Linked DNA regions of Mus musculus: region 2 is linked to region 1. A link is a loop called in an ENCODE intact Hi-C map of the cell type or tissue named here. Cell type or tissue: gastrocnemius. All regions are shown on one strand.

What was found. A loop is a pair of places that touch in the nucleus more often than their neighbours do. Peaks named below come from ENCODE experiments on the same cell type or tissue, not always from the same donor. Only the 100,000 strongest peaks of a DNase experiment are listed, where the experiment ranks them.
Region 2: it touches region 1 in a loop (10-fold over the local background); 36 of 42 quality-filtered maps call a loop at or near these places.

The regions. Positions count from the first base shown.
Region 1 is chr3:54,668,533-54,676,532 of GRCm38, forward strand. No RefSeq gene overlaps it. Among named protein-coding and RNA genes, the nearest start is that of Supt20, 23 kb to the right of the region's middle. In gastrocnemius, a CTCF peak has its summit at 4,473; a DNase peak (open chromatin) is centred at 4,507.
Region 2 is chr3:54,353,063-54,361,062 of GRCm38, forward strand. Gm31095 (a long non-coding RNA gene) reads right to left here. Exons shown (of 2, transcript XR_375670.3): 1 at 7,857-8,000; 2 at 6,600-7,188. It also overlaps a transcript of Postn not described here. Among named protein-coding and RNA genes, the nearest start is that of Gm31095, 4.0 kb to the right of the region's middle. In gastrocnemius, CTCF peaks have their summits at 389 (motif pointing right) and 4,601; DNase peaks (open chromatin) are centred at 151 and 389; H3K4me3 peaks cover 911 bases; H3K27ac peaks cover 1,338 bases.

The DNA of each region.
Region 1 (8,000 bases):
ATGTAAGAAAACATTTCATTGAGGGCTGGCTTACAGTTTCAGAGGTTAAGTCCGTTGTCGTTGTGGCAGGTAGTGTGGTAGCATGCAGGCAGACATGGTATTGGAGTGGTAGCAGAGAGTTACATTCTGATCTGTAGGCAGAGAGAGAGAATCTAGGCCTGGCTTTTGAAACCTCCAAGCCCCACCGCCACTGATACACTTCTTCCAACAAGGCCACACCTACTGCAATAAGGTCACAACTCCTAATCTTTCCAACCCTTTCAAATAGTGCTACTCCCTGGTGACTAAGCACTCAAAACTGTGAGTCTATAAGGTCCATTCTTATGTAATCAAACCATTGTAGGTACCCAAACTTAGGATAATACTTAAGAACATGAGTTCTGAGTTCCCACTGCCGTGGGCTGGTTTCATCTATTCAGTTTGTGAAAGAGTTTTCGTTCCCGTTTTATTCTGCTTATAAGCAATCTCTCTACCAGGAAGTGGCAGCAGTCCCATAATAAGGTCGTTGTGAGAATTAAGCAACAAAAACGTACAAAATCATATCTTAGCGTCTGGCTTGATATAAATGCCCAATAAACACTAGCTATTGATAAAACTCCAAAGCTCTTCACTGTTCCTCTGACGTTAAAGAGGCAGGAAAGCCAACAGTGAGGACTAATCTACAGACAAGGAAAAACTGCGAAGATTCACAGCTTAGAAACAAAGTCATATCCCAATTCTAGTGGATTTAAATATTTACAGTTTGTGGTAGTTAATATCCACTGGGGGGGTGTGTAAAGAACACCTCCAGGTGTGTCTACCAGGGCAGTTCCAGAGACAATTCTGTCACAAGGGCAATGACACAATGAACAGATCCATCCTTTGATAGATCATAATAAGACAGTTTTACTGGAGGCTGAGTAAGAGGTGAGCCTTGATGAAGGAAGAAGGTGGAGGGAGGCCTCCCTAGGCCATATCCTGCCCCTCACTCATGCAACAGTGACACACAGACAAAACTTTCCTCTAGCAAGATGAGCTGTCCCAGTGAAAGTGAGACTGTTATATTACTTAGGAAGAATATACACACAGTGTATGTGCTTGGTATCCACAGAGGAAATTCAAAACTGTAGTATTGTCTTTTAACCCTGATAAGATAATGTAAAGAGGGCGAGTGGGATGGCTTAACTGGTAAAGGCAGCCTGTGCCAAGTCTGCTAACCTGAGTTCAAGCCCCAGGACCACAAGGTGGCAGAGGAGCACCAATTCTCAAGAACTGTGCCATTAGGCTAGGTGTCGTGGTGCACGCCTTTAGTGCTAGCACAGAGTTGACAGAGGTAGGCGGATCTCCATGAGTACACACACACAAAACACAAACATACGAACACACGTAAAGATAAATTTAAAAATTTTAAATAATATAAATATATTATATATTATATAATTAATAAAAGTATAAAATATAAATAATAGTTGATATAGAGAAAATTTGTCATTGAATCAATCAGGTTTTTTTGTTTTTGGTTTTTCAAGACAGGGTTTCTCTGTGTAGCCCTGGCTGTCCTGGAACTCACTCTGTAGACCAGGCTGGCCTCAAACTCAGAAATCCACCTGTCTCTGCCTCCCAAGTGCTGGGACTAAAGGTGTGCACCACCACTGCCCAGACAGTTAGTTTTGAGTCAGCCCTGGCTCTCGCCTCCGCCTATACCTTCTCTACCAATGTCAGTTCAGATTCCTAGGTCCCTTGTTTTCCCCACAGAACTAAAACTTCAAGTTCCCTAGGCCGCTTGGTTTCATTCACCAGCCAGCAGCATGGCTGCTTATCGGAAGTACGAACAGGTATGAAATTTTGCTGCAGTCCTCTCCCAGCTGTGGGAATTCCTCTGGGAGGGAAGATGTGGTTGTCATGATGTAGCATGAATGCCCCATAAAACTTCTGAACAAATCTTCTGTGGGAATCATGTGCACAGTGAAGACGTATCTAAGTGTGCCTGCAATCCCAATACTCAGGAGACTGAGGCAGGAGGATCTTGAGTGAAAAGTCAGTCTAGCCTACCTAGTAAGATCTTGTCTCAGAATGAAACGAGAAAAAAAGAAAGGAAGGAGGGAGAGCGGGAGGGTGGGAGTGGGGAGGGGAGGGAGGAGAAATACAGGGTCTTGAGAGATGGCTCAATGGTTAGAACACTTGCTGCTCTTGCAGAGGAACAAGTTCCCACCACCCATATCAGGCAGGTCCCTAACTTGTAACTCCACTTCTAGAGGATCCAACACCCTTTTTGGCCTCTGTGGACACTGAGCACATACACAGTGCATGTATATACATGTAAGTACTCACATGTACACGCAAAATAAAAATGAGTAAGTCTTTTCCAAAATACATACAGATACATGTATGGATTCACATCTATTTAACATATAATATTCATTAATACACAATAAAATATTGGTGCTTTTCTATGTAGGATTTACTTAGAGGAGAGTTAAGTTCCTTAGGATTGTAGAGGCCTGAGGCATCAAGGACACCGCAAGAAAACTCTCAGGGCCCATAGGAGCTGGCAGAGACTAAACCAACAATCAGAGAGCCTCCATGGGTCTGACCTAGGACCTCTACGCTATGCTATGGTTGTGTAACTTGGTCTTCTTGTGGGACTTCTAACAGTGGGAGCAGGGGCTGTCTCTGACTCTGTTGCCTGTTTGTGGGACCCTTTCCCTCCTACTGGGTCTGTTGCCTCATGTAGCCTTATTATGAGGGGAGGTGGTTAGTCTTATTGCAACTTGATATGCCATATTTGGTTGATATCCTTAAGAGGCTTGCACTTTCCTGAAGAGAAACAGGAGACCGTGGCTTGGGGTGGAGGGGGTGGGTGGGAGGTTGGTTGGAGTACTGGAAGGAGAGGAAGTGGGGGTGAGGGGGAATTTCAGTCAGAATGTAGTAAATGAGAGAATTTTTTTTTTAATTTAAAAGAGCTAGGCTTTTTTTTTAAAGGAGTTAGGTTCTTTAATGTTTATTCAGTTTCTTAAAAAATAATTAAGAATTCTGAAAGCTGGAAATGAGCCAGGTATGATAGCTCCAATCTGTCATCAGAGCGATCTGGTGATTGAGGTAGAGTTCAAAGTCAGCTTGGTTTACTTAGCCAGGTCCATGCCAGCCAGGGCTACATAGCAAGACTCTGTCAAAAAGCAAAAACAAAACAAAACAAAAAGAAACCCTGGTATTAAGTAATAATTTATGCTTCTAAAACTTTCATCTCTTTTCTAAAGGATAACTAGTATTGTTTTTCAAAGCACAGTTTTTAAAATGCTCTTGCAGTGTGAGTGTATGATGGCTGGATGCGATATAAAGTCCCTTTGAAGACAGGCAGAAAACAAGTAAGTTGACACCCAAAATCACAAGACTCTGCAGAACCCAGAGCCACCTAAATATCCCAGATCTCAAGAGCCCGAGGAAAGGAGATTGCCAAGGCCAGCCTGGGCTACATAATGCATTCCAGGCTAGCCTGGGCTACAGTGTGACACCATGTCTCCATTTATGTACAAAAATATTGGCAGGTTGGGTGTTTACCTACAGACAGAAGTGCTCTGAGGAGCAAAACCCAACTTCTACAGAGAACATTCCCAGCTAGGTTCCTGCTAGGTCCTGATATGTAAATGAGGGTGCCCCAAGTAGGTACCACTCTTTTCTGATTGGCTGACTGTGGGATATATAGTTCATTGGTCCTAGTGAGATGACAAGATAGGAATTCCCAGGGGCTCTTGACCATGCCTGGCTTGAGACCCAGTGTAGTTAAGTTTGTGGTTTCTCAATAAACCAAAGTAAAATTCCCCAGTCAGAACTGGCCACACTTTGAATTTAGGCCCGGTTAGCCACTTGAGAGCCTTCTTGGAGGTGTGGTTTTTCTTAAGTGTCACAAGATGGATTCATAGAGTAATTGGGCAGCTTCCACTCGCTGGCCACTTATGCTCAACCCCATTCATTTGTGACGGCCCTGGAGATGGACCCCTCTGTTTATATTAAGTCACCATTTTAGAACTTAGGGACATTTGCCTGAAGGGGGGGGGGCTGCAAGGTGAAATAGGTGTGCTGTTCATGTTTCTATCCACATCCTTATAATCATTCTGACCGTTGAGTAAAGTATCATGATTGACAGGCATGTACTACAATGGTCTGCTGGGTAATTGTATGGTCTCCATGAAGAAGGCGACAACCTGCCAGGAAGGAGAACAGGACGTACAGTTTCCTACTGCAGTGCAAGGGAATAGAAGAAACTGTTAACATTTTAATTCCTTCACTTAAACTGAGAAAAAAATATTTTAAGGCTGCAATTACACCATGCATTCTCAATATAGTAAAGCTGGTGTCTAAAAATGTTTTCTTTCTTCAAACAAACATATGCAAATCCCAGAATGGGTGAATGGATGCCAAGCAATGGAGAGAAAGGAACCTTTCGTGAGTGAAAACAGAGAATAAAACTAAAGCCACAGCATTACAAGGTGGCCCCCTGCTGTTTCTTTTGGGATAGAGCATCAAATAGAAACCCCCAGCTGGGTGACAGGGCCAATTTTCAACAGTTTGGACTTGGGAGAATTTGACTTAAATCATTCTATAAAGTTTAATCATTTATAAAAAGTTTTAACGGTGAACGGATAGGGTCTGAGGAATGTTACGCTGAGCGCCGTGTTTGAGCTGCATAAGCCGGTAAATCCCTTACTGACAACATTGTTGATTTAAGGTCAGATTTTCATTATTTATGTGATATATTGTTTAAATATTTCCAAAAGAAGATTACAATCATGCCAGATGGTTTCTCCAGTGAGGACAGTCAGCCCACATCTGTGGCCAAGCTCTTTTCACTTGGAAGAAAAATCTCATAGCTCAAAAACCATTCCTAACACAAAGTACCCCCCAAATCACAAGGGTCCACGAAGTCCAGAAAGTTAACTAAAAAAAAAACACACAACACCAAAGGCGATGCCATTTGGCCATTGTTTTTTAGAGTTCCGGGAGCAGAAACAGACTAACCAGAAGAGAATTTAGCTCAGGTTTCAGGGTTCCCTGTGAGTACTGGGGTGGGGGTCAAGGGTCAGGAATTGTTTCAAGTAGAGGCAGGAAGCACTTCTCCTCAAGCCCTTTTGAGTCGTTGCCTCCAGAGAGCTGAGCGAGGGAATCAGCCTTCAGCCTTCAAGTGACTCATCCGATTTGTTCCCAAGTTAAATACACCATGCTTCGTTTTCATATTTTTTTCTGCTGTTATTTGTCCTGAAAGGGGGGGGGGGTGTGCACAGAATTCTTTTTACCAGCTCAGGATTCACAAACTCTGCATCATTCCCACCATTCCCATCATTCACATGCAGCAACACAGACTTAGTCAGAAAATGCTAATTCACTTTTACTGGGGGGCATCTTGTGCTAAGAGGAAATAGAAACCAATGTATTAAATTAAACTCAGATTGTAACTCAGAAATAAAAGACTGATGGATAAAGGGCAAGATTGCCCAGACTGTTTGCTAACAACACTGCCAACCTCAGTTTGACCCCACAGATGAGGTGGGAGAGGGATAGGGACAGAGACAGGGACAGGGACAGGGGTGGGGAGGGGGAGAGGGAGAGGGAGAAAAATTGAAAAGGAAGAAACAAAGATAGAGTAGGAAGCTGGGTCTGGTAGCTCACGCCTGTAATCCCAGCACCTGTAAGATAAAAACAGAAAGATTATCATGAGTTTGCGGCCAGTCTGCAAACCATAATGAGTTTTATAGCCTGTCGGGAATTCAGAATTGGATCCCACTGCGAACAAAGCTTAAGAAGGTATTAGTAAACTGTGTGTGACAGTATGTCTGTGTGTGTGTGTGAGAACATGCATACTAAGAATATTGTCCCTGTACTACATCCGTAGCCCACATGAAATATTTAAGGATATGTGAACCAGTATTGATCCAATAATGGAGCCACTCAAAGTTCAGAGCCTCTGCTTTGTGAGACTTATACAGGGTAATCAGGCTCCTGTGGGCATGAATTCTGAATCTGCTGCTACACTGATGATGCCTCTTCATATTAGCTGTGTGTTGCAATTAGAAAACATTCAATTGTTACTTCTTGAATGAACGAATGAGTGCAAACACTGTCTGGAAACCTTAATGAATTAAGAGGTTTTATTTATTTCAACTAAAACCAACATTGAGTGCCTATCTACTAGGGAGGGGAAAGGTGTTAGGCCAAACAATGGGAGAATGCTGAAGTTTAAGGAAAAGTTCTACCTGGGTTAAAGTGACAGTTGATGATGGAGCCTGATACATTACTGGAGTTAGAACATGGAGCAGAGCCAGAAGAGATAAAGGGAGGAGAATTGTTCTGTGAGGGTTGGTAGCCCTGACTTGGGGCACAGAGCGCTCACTGGAAGGCTGACTCGAAGCAATCCAAGTGGTTCCTGTCAGCATTTTGCTCAGGAATCTCCATTTGGAGATGCTCATGGAAGTCCTTGTTCACAGGACCGCCATTAGAAATCACATTTGGCTCTCTGCAGACAACACCTTTAATTGGTATAGAAAAATACAAGGGTCTGAAACTTGGTTTCAGAGTTGAGAAATACATTTACTTTTTGATTCAAGTTTTTACCCAAGGACAGGTGCTCTGTGATTTTGTTAAGTGCTGACTTCTTTGAAACAGAGGTCATTTGAGTTTCAAGGTCACTTATTAAAGCCACCGAAGGATCACAAAGAAAGGGTTATATGGTCAAGTCAGAAGGCAGATACCAAAAATGACAGATGGGACATGCAGCAAATACAGTCTCACTGTGGCCTCCTTCACACACCAGACCTGGGTAGCTTCTGTAAGCTACACACACACACACACACACACACACACACACACACACACGAGCTTCCTCTTCTGGGACATGAGAGAGAAGACTCTTCATGTTAATATAACACATTACTACCTGCCTATGAAAGACCTGTCCCCCGTCTTTTCGGTCTGACTACGGATGTGTTTTGCTAACTGAAATGTGGTATTTAGCACATCTCCTGTTCTGAGGACAGCATACCCCTTGGGAGGACGTTCTGTAAGCCTGAACTTCAGGACCAGAAGGACTCAAGAAGCAGCGCTGTGGCTGGTCTACACTGTGATAAAATGCAAAGGACAAGTATGTTTGGATACTGTGAGGCTCATACACTTGGGTACCTGTTCCTGCTTCAAAACCAAGTACTATGCCCTACCCCTGCACCACACAGCAGGTGATCCCCAGATAGGCGCATGGTATCATACCAGGCATGCTGTACTGCATTGGGCCTGTGGTACTAGGCCACAGGAAGACCCTGAGCACGTGATACTTCTGTTACATAGTTTGAATAAAATGTTCCATATTAGATGTGGTGGTGCATATTTGTAATCTCAGCCTTCAGGAGCCTGTGTCATGTTCAAGGATAGCCTGAGCTACATAATGAGGCATGTCTATATAGGCCCTTGGTTCAATTTCCAGTATCACTAATACCACCACTAATCATTTCAAATTTCTTAATGTTTTGTAGCTACACTTACAACAAACCAACTCCTTCTTAGTTGGTTGAGGTGATACATGCCTGTAGTCCCAGGTACTTGGAAGACTGAGACAAGGACCCACAAATTTGAGGCTTTGGAGGGAAACAGTCATGATGCTGCCAACATATTGTATATGTAGAAAAAGTCTTCTTAATATACCTATAGCATCTCATGGCACACATGTTGCACAGACTGATACATCTAAAATATATAGGAATAAATACATAGAAATAAAACCAAATGTTTTCCAAATGTGTCAGATCATTTTCTGTATTTCTCTGACCTCCAATTTTAAGTCCCTAGGAACTATCAAAAAGAGAAAAAAGGTTCTCCACCCATCTAGAAGTCATGCGGAGTGATTCCAAGGAACAGTAGAAACCCAGGCTGCATCCAAGTGTTAACTGCCACGTCTTAAATCTCAGCTCTAGTTTCCAACATGTGACATCATTTAGAAACTTGTTTTAGGCAAAGAGAATCACGGAACTTAAAACATT
Region 2 (8,000 bases), 320 kb before region 1:
CCACACATATGTACCAGGGAGCAGGGGCTCTCCCTGAATCTGTTACCTGCCTGTGGATCCCTTTCCCCTAACTGGGCCACCTTGTTTGGCCTCAGTCGTCGAGGATGCTCCTAGTCTTACAGTGACTTGAATTGCTAGAGTCGGGTGATCCCCAGCAGGGGCCTCCCTGCTTCTCAGAGGAGAAGGCAAGGAGGAAGGGAAAAAGAAGGTGAGTGTGTGTGTGTGTTGGGGGGGGGGATTGGGAGAAGGAGGAAGCTGATATTGTATCTTAAGTGAGTAAATAAATAAGTAAGTATTTTTTTTAAAGGAAAAAATGTTCTACAACATGGGAAGTCTTGGGAGCTGGGGGAGCCCGTTCTAGCCCATAGACCGCAGAGCCGAGTGTGGCCAGCAGAGGGTGCTGGCATGAAAGGAAAGAAGGAGCCAGAAAAGATGGTTCTGGTGGACCTCGTGATTCACTGTTCTATTTCAACAGCAGGCAAAAAGACAAGAAAGAAAAGATGCAAGCTCCAACTGAACATCCCTCCCTGTTCTGAAACTGGTCACCCAGATGCATAAAAGTGTTGCTACAGAATATTAAGGGCAAAAAGGTCAACGATAATAATTTTGTGTGACTTTAGAATCTCACTCTCATCACTATGTAAATCATCCTAACAGAAAAGAACAGCGATGTTTCAGACTTGAACTGTAGGGTTTTTGTTTTCTTATCTTTTGTTTTGAGACTTACTAATGGCATAAAGTATTTAGAGAAAGTCCCATGGGTTTCAGAGAAGCCTGTCTGTTCCTTGGTGTTTGATGGATACACTTTGGACATCTATGGTCCAGTTTAAGTCAGATGATAGTGGAATGATTGTAGAAGACAATAACTGAAGAAATTTGAGATGCTGTATATATCCAAGGATGTTGAACAATATGCCCTTGACTGATCTGCGGGTCACTGAAGGAACAAAGGAGGAGAGAAAATGGTTTTAGAGTCAAATGAAAATATAAAAGGACTTCCCCGAACCCTTGGGACCCAGCAATGGCAGCATGGAGAGCATGGAGCTTGCCTGAACTATACTTGTTGAATGCTTGTTTTTTAAAAAAATAAAAAAGTTTTCAAATAATTTAATTTACATTTCTCTTAAACTTCTTAGGAAGAGAAGAGCAAACCGACCTCAGAAACGGCCAACAGGATAAAATTCTAAGGAACAAGATAGAAATGAATGAACCTCAGACTAACTAATGAGGACCACAAGGGTAAGTGAAGCAAAGATAAATGTGTGAAGGACAAAGCAGGGTTGGCAAGCCCTTAGCTGAACTAACGAGAGGTGGGGGGAGGGGGGAGGCAAACTAACCTCACACACACACAAGAGGGTGGGGTCGACTACCCACATACATATACACAGAGGCCAAACTCAACACACACACACACACACACACACACACACACACACACACGGCAGGGAGGAATGACGGAAATGAAGCCATTAGGATCTGAGACCTCTGACAGATCTATAGCAAGGTCTACATTCATCACAGTATTCCTTAATATAATGCTCTGTCTTAGATTAGTAATTTTTAAGGAAGAAATTAAAGTAGAAAAAGAAGAAGTAAAATTGTCCCTAATGCTAGGTGGCATCTTATATTTAAATAACTATCAAGATGTGAATAAATAAGTCATGAGACCTGGGTGTATACACACTGAGGCTTTATTTAGGCATAAAGAAAACCAAAATTACATAATTCATAGAAAAATTAATGGAGCTGGAGATTCTGATGTTAAACACAAAAATCCAGATTCAAGAAGCTTAAAAATCACACCTTTCCTCTCACATCTTGGAGCTATGTGTCATACATACACGTGTGGCAGGTGTCACAGATATATGGTTGACATTAATTTTTGAACAGATAAATACAGAAAAAGCATGTATGCCTAAGTAGAAGGGTGAGATGGGACCCTAGAACACACTGTGTAAGAGAAAAAGCTCACGAGGGAAGAGGACAATAACCACACTGTGGGTTTATCTTAATTCTGATCAAGATTTGAGCACACTAAAAGTGTCAAAGCAGACAGCAGTATTCTAGTAAGTTAATTTTATTATAGCATCCATTCTCCCTTCATCTTAGTGTCTGGCTGGAGGAATACCAGAAGCCACTGTGGATGGAGCAGATGATCAGACTCTTGGCTTTGAAGACAAATGACTTGATGTGGACAATATCAAGAGTGCCAAAGAGGGCACAGACTGTGAATGTGGGGATGAGCAATGTCGGAATTGTCTGTTTAAGAAAACACTAGCCAGGGTCTAAGAGAAGCTCAGTTGGTAAAGCGTAAGTTTTCTTGGAAGTGTGAGAACCTGGCGTTGAGCTCCAGTACAAGGTAAATGGCCTAGCATGATGGTACACATCTATAATCCTAGCACACCGTCCTCATCATACCCAAGCAATGTGCTCTGGGCTCAGGGAGAAATCCCATGCCCCAAACTTAGATAAGTGAAAGTAGAAATGGTTATATAGAACAAAGTAGCCCAGCGCCAGAAAGATAAACACCGGATTCCCCTGTCCTGCGTGAACCCAGTTCTGCTTCTTTAGATCTCTGTCTGCTTAACAGAGAATACCCGCAGAGGCCAGGAACCTAGAAAAGCTCCATGGCGGGGGAAGCTAGAAGAAAAGAAGCAAATACTAAAAGGAGGAAGAGAATAAGGAGCAGATAGGTTCAAATGGATGGGGAATAGAAGGGTAGTGTAGAGGAGGGATTGGAAGGAATGAACAATATAAGGGATGTATGAAAAGGCCATGTAGACACCTACTATTGTATAAGTGTGTCACATGTATGTATATGTACACATGTATCTTAGACTATTATCTATATGTAGTATAGACTATTGTGTAAGCTTCATAATATTATACACACATATGTATGTTTATATATACACATACATACATAGAGAGAGGGTGGAGGAGAGTTAAAGTGAGGTTACCATACATGGGAGCTAATGTTTCTCTCAGAAGCCACAGTTCACCAAGCTGAAAGCCCAATGACAGATGTGGAATACATCTTTTCAAGTTGGTGGTCAGGGGTCCGCCCCACCCCAAACAATACAAGATTTTGGAACCTCATATGGGAACCTCATGTAGGGTGCTGGGGGAAAGAAGTCACCAAAAGGCTTACCTGGGTGTGGACCCTATGAACTACAGTAATGACTGGCCTGGCAAGATGTGCCCATGGGAGCAATTGCCATGCTCCAGTGGATGGATTCACACATGAGCACACTTTAACACCATAACACCAACTTGGGACTTAGATAGATAGATGATTGATTGATAGATAGATAGATAGATAGATAGATAGATTAATAAATAGTAGGACATGAAGTTGAGAGTGGGATGGGGTCTGGGAAGAGTTAGAAGGCAGTAAACAGTAAAGTAGGGTATATGATCCAAAATGCACTGTTTTTATTTTTGTAAAATTCTTTTTTTTAATTTTTTTCTCTTATTTTTTTTATTACATATTTTCCTCAATTGCATTTCCAATGCTATCCCAAAAGCCTCTCACACACTCCCCCCCACTCCTCTACCCACCCATTCCCATTTTTTGGCCCTGGCGTTCCCCTGTACTGGGGCATATAAAGTTTGCCTGTCCAGTGGGCCTCTCTTTCCAGTGATGGCCGACTAGGCCATCTTTTGATACATATGCAGCTAGAGTCAAGAGCTCCGGGGTACTGATTAGTTCATAATGTTGCACCTACAGGGTTGCAGATCTCTTTAGCTCCTCCATTGGGGGCCCTGTGATCCATCCAATAGTTGACTGTGAGCATCCACTTCTGTGTTTGTTAGGACCCGGCCTAGTCTCACAAGAGACGGCTATATTACGGTCCTTGCACCAAATGCTTGCTAGTGTATGCAATGGTGTCATCATTTGGAGGCTAATTATGGGATGGATCCCTGGATATGGCAGTCTCTTGATGGTCCATCCTTTTGTCTCAGCTCCAAACTTTGTCTCTGTAACTCCTTCCATGGGTGATTGTTTCCAATTCTAAGAAGGGACAAAGTGTCCACACTTTGGTCTTCGTTATTCTTCAGTTTCATGTGTTTTGCAAATTGTACCTTATATCTCACTATATTAAGTTTCTGGGCTAATATCCACTTATCAGTGAGTACATATTATTTGAGTTCTTTTGTGATTGTGTTACCTCACTCAGGGTGATGCAAAATTCTTAAAGAATAAACTAAGGTGGACAGTGAGGAAGACACACAATGTCTTTGGCTTCTATGTATAGGCACACACGTGTGTAACAGCATATGTGTGTGCACACACATAGTCATGCTTTCTTTTCATGTGTCAGCCAGTGTAGAAAAAAAAAAAAACGACTCAGAAAGCGAAGCAATCTATTTCCAACCATTCCCATACCTTTCCCTCTTCATCCAGATTTGAGAGCACACATTAGTCCCTTCTGCATGAGCCTGGGGGAGACTTCTTGGAAGAGACTGCTAATTCCTACTTGGCTGGCATTCTGAAATTAAGTTGTTTTCTATGAATTTCAATGTATCAGTTTAATCAAAATGTGACAGACATTTCCAGTGATTCTAAGCACATTTGTATACCACACTTTCTCCACTAGATGTCTCTAGAGAAATACAAAGTAGAAGGCAACAATACAAAAATACATTCTGTTTTAAATGCGCAAATGCATTCAGTTCAGTGAGGGTGAAGCTTACATGGCTGACTCCTCAATAGGGGAATGACCCATTGCATAAAAGGCTTTCCAAGGCAGAGTCCAAGGAGGGGGAGAAAACACCACTCCACCCTCCATCGCCCCAAAGTCTTCTGCCCTGCTTCTTTCACAGTTAACAGCCAAGAGACCATGGTTCCTATTCTGGTGTGCAGAGAACCCCACCTTTCCCTGAGTATTGTTCCGTTGTCGTTCCTGTGTCACTACAGGCTGTGTTGGGGGACACTAGTGGAAAGCTATGGAAATATTGTACTGAAAAGAATGCTTCAGAAACCCCACTCCATAAAGGTAGCCTTTACAATCTACCAATCTGAATATCCAAACCTATAGCTCACCTTCTTGACCTCTGTAGGCTGGCTGGTGATACTCAATTTTATTTCATGTATACACAACATTTTAAAGATGGAAATTAGTACATGATTCTTGATTTAAATTCTTTCAAGCTAACAATCTTTTTTTTTTTTTTAAAGTGGCCTCAGTCAAAGACACTAAAGATCACCGAGTCTTGCATAGAGTTTCCATTTACAGGACTAGAGAAAGCTAGTGGAGACACAGATCGGGTGCGGAGGTAGTGAGAAGCACTTTTCCTAAGAAGGTGCAGGGTTGACTCCAAGGCTTGGCTGGGTTATAAGAGTTACATGTATTATTTATTCTATATGTAAGCAACTTTTGAGCTCATGTGCCATGGCAACCTATGGACCGCATGTTAATATAGAAGCATTTTAAAATTAGTGATACAATCAAGACCAAGGGCATCCTGCTTATGGTTTGTGTGCACAGGCTTACAGAGTGCAGAGTCCGCGAGGAGTCCCAGGGACTGCTGGAGTTTGAGGTTGGTTTCACAGTGGTGAGTAAGCGTGGCAGTGTAATGACCTCATGGTCTCCCGAGGCCAGATAACAGAGAACTGCCTATAAATCAGCATGCCGCGGCTAGAGAGAAACGGCCCTGTTTCTCAGACACACTATCTCTCTTCAGCTACATAATGAACCATTTCTTTCTCAGTAATGACTTACATCTCTGGGTCAGACTTTGCAGCCCTGGAAAGTCGGACTTCATTTTCATGATTTCCGTCATCTTCCCGACTGGTAGGAAAATTGCAGGGGTCAGTAGTGTCAGCATAGTTTCACAGAGCTGAAGAGAAAGGGCCCTGTGTGGAGAGCGACTTTTGATGAGAGCCCCGGAAGAGAGTGTGCCCTTCCGGGGATTTTTTTCCCAGTCTCTTCTACAACTTCAGCTAGCTTCCCTTCTCAGTTTCAAAACTGCCTTCCTTTTCTCAGCCGTCCCCAAACTGGCTCAGAGCCAGACTTTAGCTTTGGACTTTCTTCCAACAATTAACATACAGCATCACTCTTCTGACCTGGCCTCTGTTTCTCAAGCACTCTGATTTCTTCATCTTTACCTAAAATCTCTACTCTCGTTCTTCTCAAGATTTATGGGTGATCTGTGTGTCTCCGGCTCTTTTTTTTTTTTTTTTTTTTTTTTTTGAAGACCTCCCTGATGTCATTACTGATCCTAATTGGTAAATATTTTCGAAGGGTTGGCATTTGTTGACTTGATGAGAGTTTGGTAAGTCTCAAACATGATGCTCAGAGTGGAACGATTTCAGATTTCTATTATTGGACACTATAAAAAGGGGGTTTCAGGGTGCCTTTTTGTCATACGAGAGTATGCTTTGCCTTGTGCCAAACAGTGAATGTGTGCTGCTTGTCAGAATACTGCAGTAACCTCATCAATAAACATTCTAACAGCCAGTTGGTTGATATCAGATAGACCTTATGTGCATGAGATACGGCTGCCTTTTCATTGAGCAGTTACGGACAGCCCACCATTTGTACAAACTAAGAGTAGCAAAAACTATTTATAAAGCAAACAAGAAAAAGAGGCAGTTAAAGTTAGAATAGTTTCATTTAGATAAATATAAATAAGAGATTAGATTTCTATCACACAAGTGCCCTGGAAGGAACATAGTTTACTTTCCATGATAGCTTCTCTCCCAGTTCTCCAGAGATAGTTTTATACACTTTCAATCCTTTAATACCAAAATTTCAGAAGTGACAGAGGCCTCTGACTCATCTTCAAACTGTGTTGTTTGGCTGTGTACTTAATAAATTAGCTGTTAGTTGCAGGATTATTTTAACACTGAAAGGAAACTTCTCATGGGAAGCTTACACATCTCTCCAGATAAGGAATTCTCTCTGGACTAATGTGGCCTCCCTTCAACTTTTCCAACTGTAAAACAGCCACAGTGTCTTTGCCTTGTCAGTGGGAAAACAATACTGACACCCATAAATGGGTATGGGGGGGGGCTTCACAACACAGCACAGAAAACACCCCCCTCTCTAGAGATGCTTTAAAATGTGTGCATTCACAGAGACTGATGGCTGTTTCCATTCCTTGCCAACTGAAGCTTCGTATCTTCGCAGCTTCTTCATCGAAAGGTTTCTCTGCATCTCATATCTGGTCATGTGTGAAGACCTAAAAAACAAACAAAAAACAAAAAAACAAAAAAACAAAGTGTCTTCCCTCAGCTAAGAATGCTGAGGTTCAACTCCAAGAGAGTACAGTTGTTCTTACAGAAAGCAGAAGGATACTCTTGGCAGCAACCCTGTTTCTTAATATGCATTTAATTGCCACATTATTTCTGGATTAGTAATACTTGTTTCCAGGGCTTATCAGAGTATGCAGTGTGTGTGTAATGGAAAACAAAAAAAAGTAAAATTGTGAGAAAGATAGATAGATAGATAGATAGATAGATAGATAGATAGATAGATATATTTCAAAAGTTAGAGAAATTCTCCCAAAGTAGATCTTTGTTACTTAACCCTCTATACTCATTATGAGTTGAAAAGACATGGCCCCAGTTTCATAGGACTTCAAGGGGCATGTGTCTCTTCCACATAAGCTGTGGAAATCACACTTTAAATGCATTGTACATCTATCCAGGATTTGGGTTAAATGCCCCTGTGATTTCTCTTCTCCGTGTTCTGCTGTGGAGTGATTTAAGTGCAATCAGATCAAACCAGGAAAGTAACTGAGCTCAGAGACACAGAGTGTGGTGGCAGAGACAGAAGGCAGAGAGATCCCTAAACTCAGAATCAGCTCTTTTCGCAATGTAAACCTATAGAAGTGAAAAACGGGCTCACCATGATTGAAAACAAATAGGAGACAGAGTTCAGATTGCTCAGAACCCAGGAGATTTCCAGGGACAGCCCAGGGCTGCTGGTGCTTCTGTAAGGCCATCGCAAGCTTCAGGTTGGCCCAGCGCCCCCTCCCACAGCCTTGCTCCC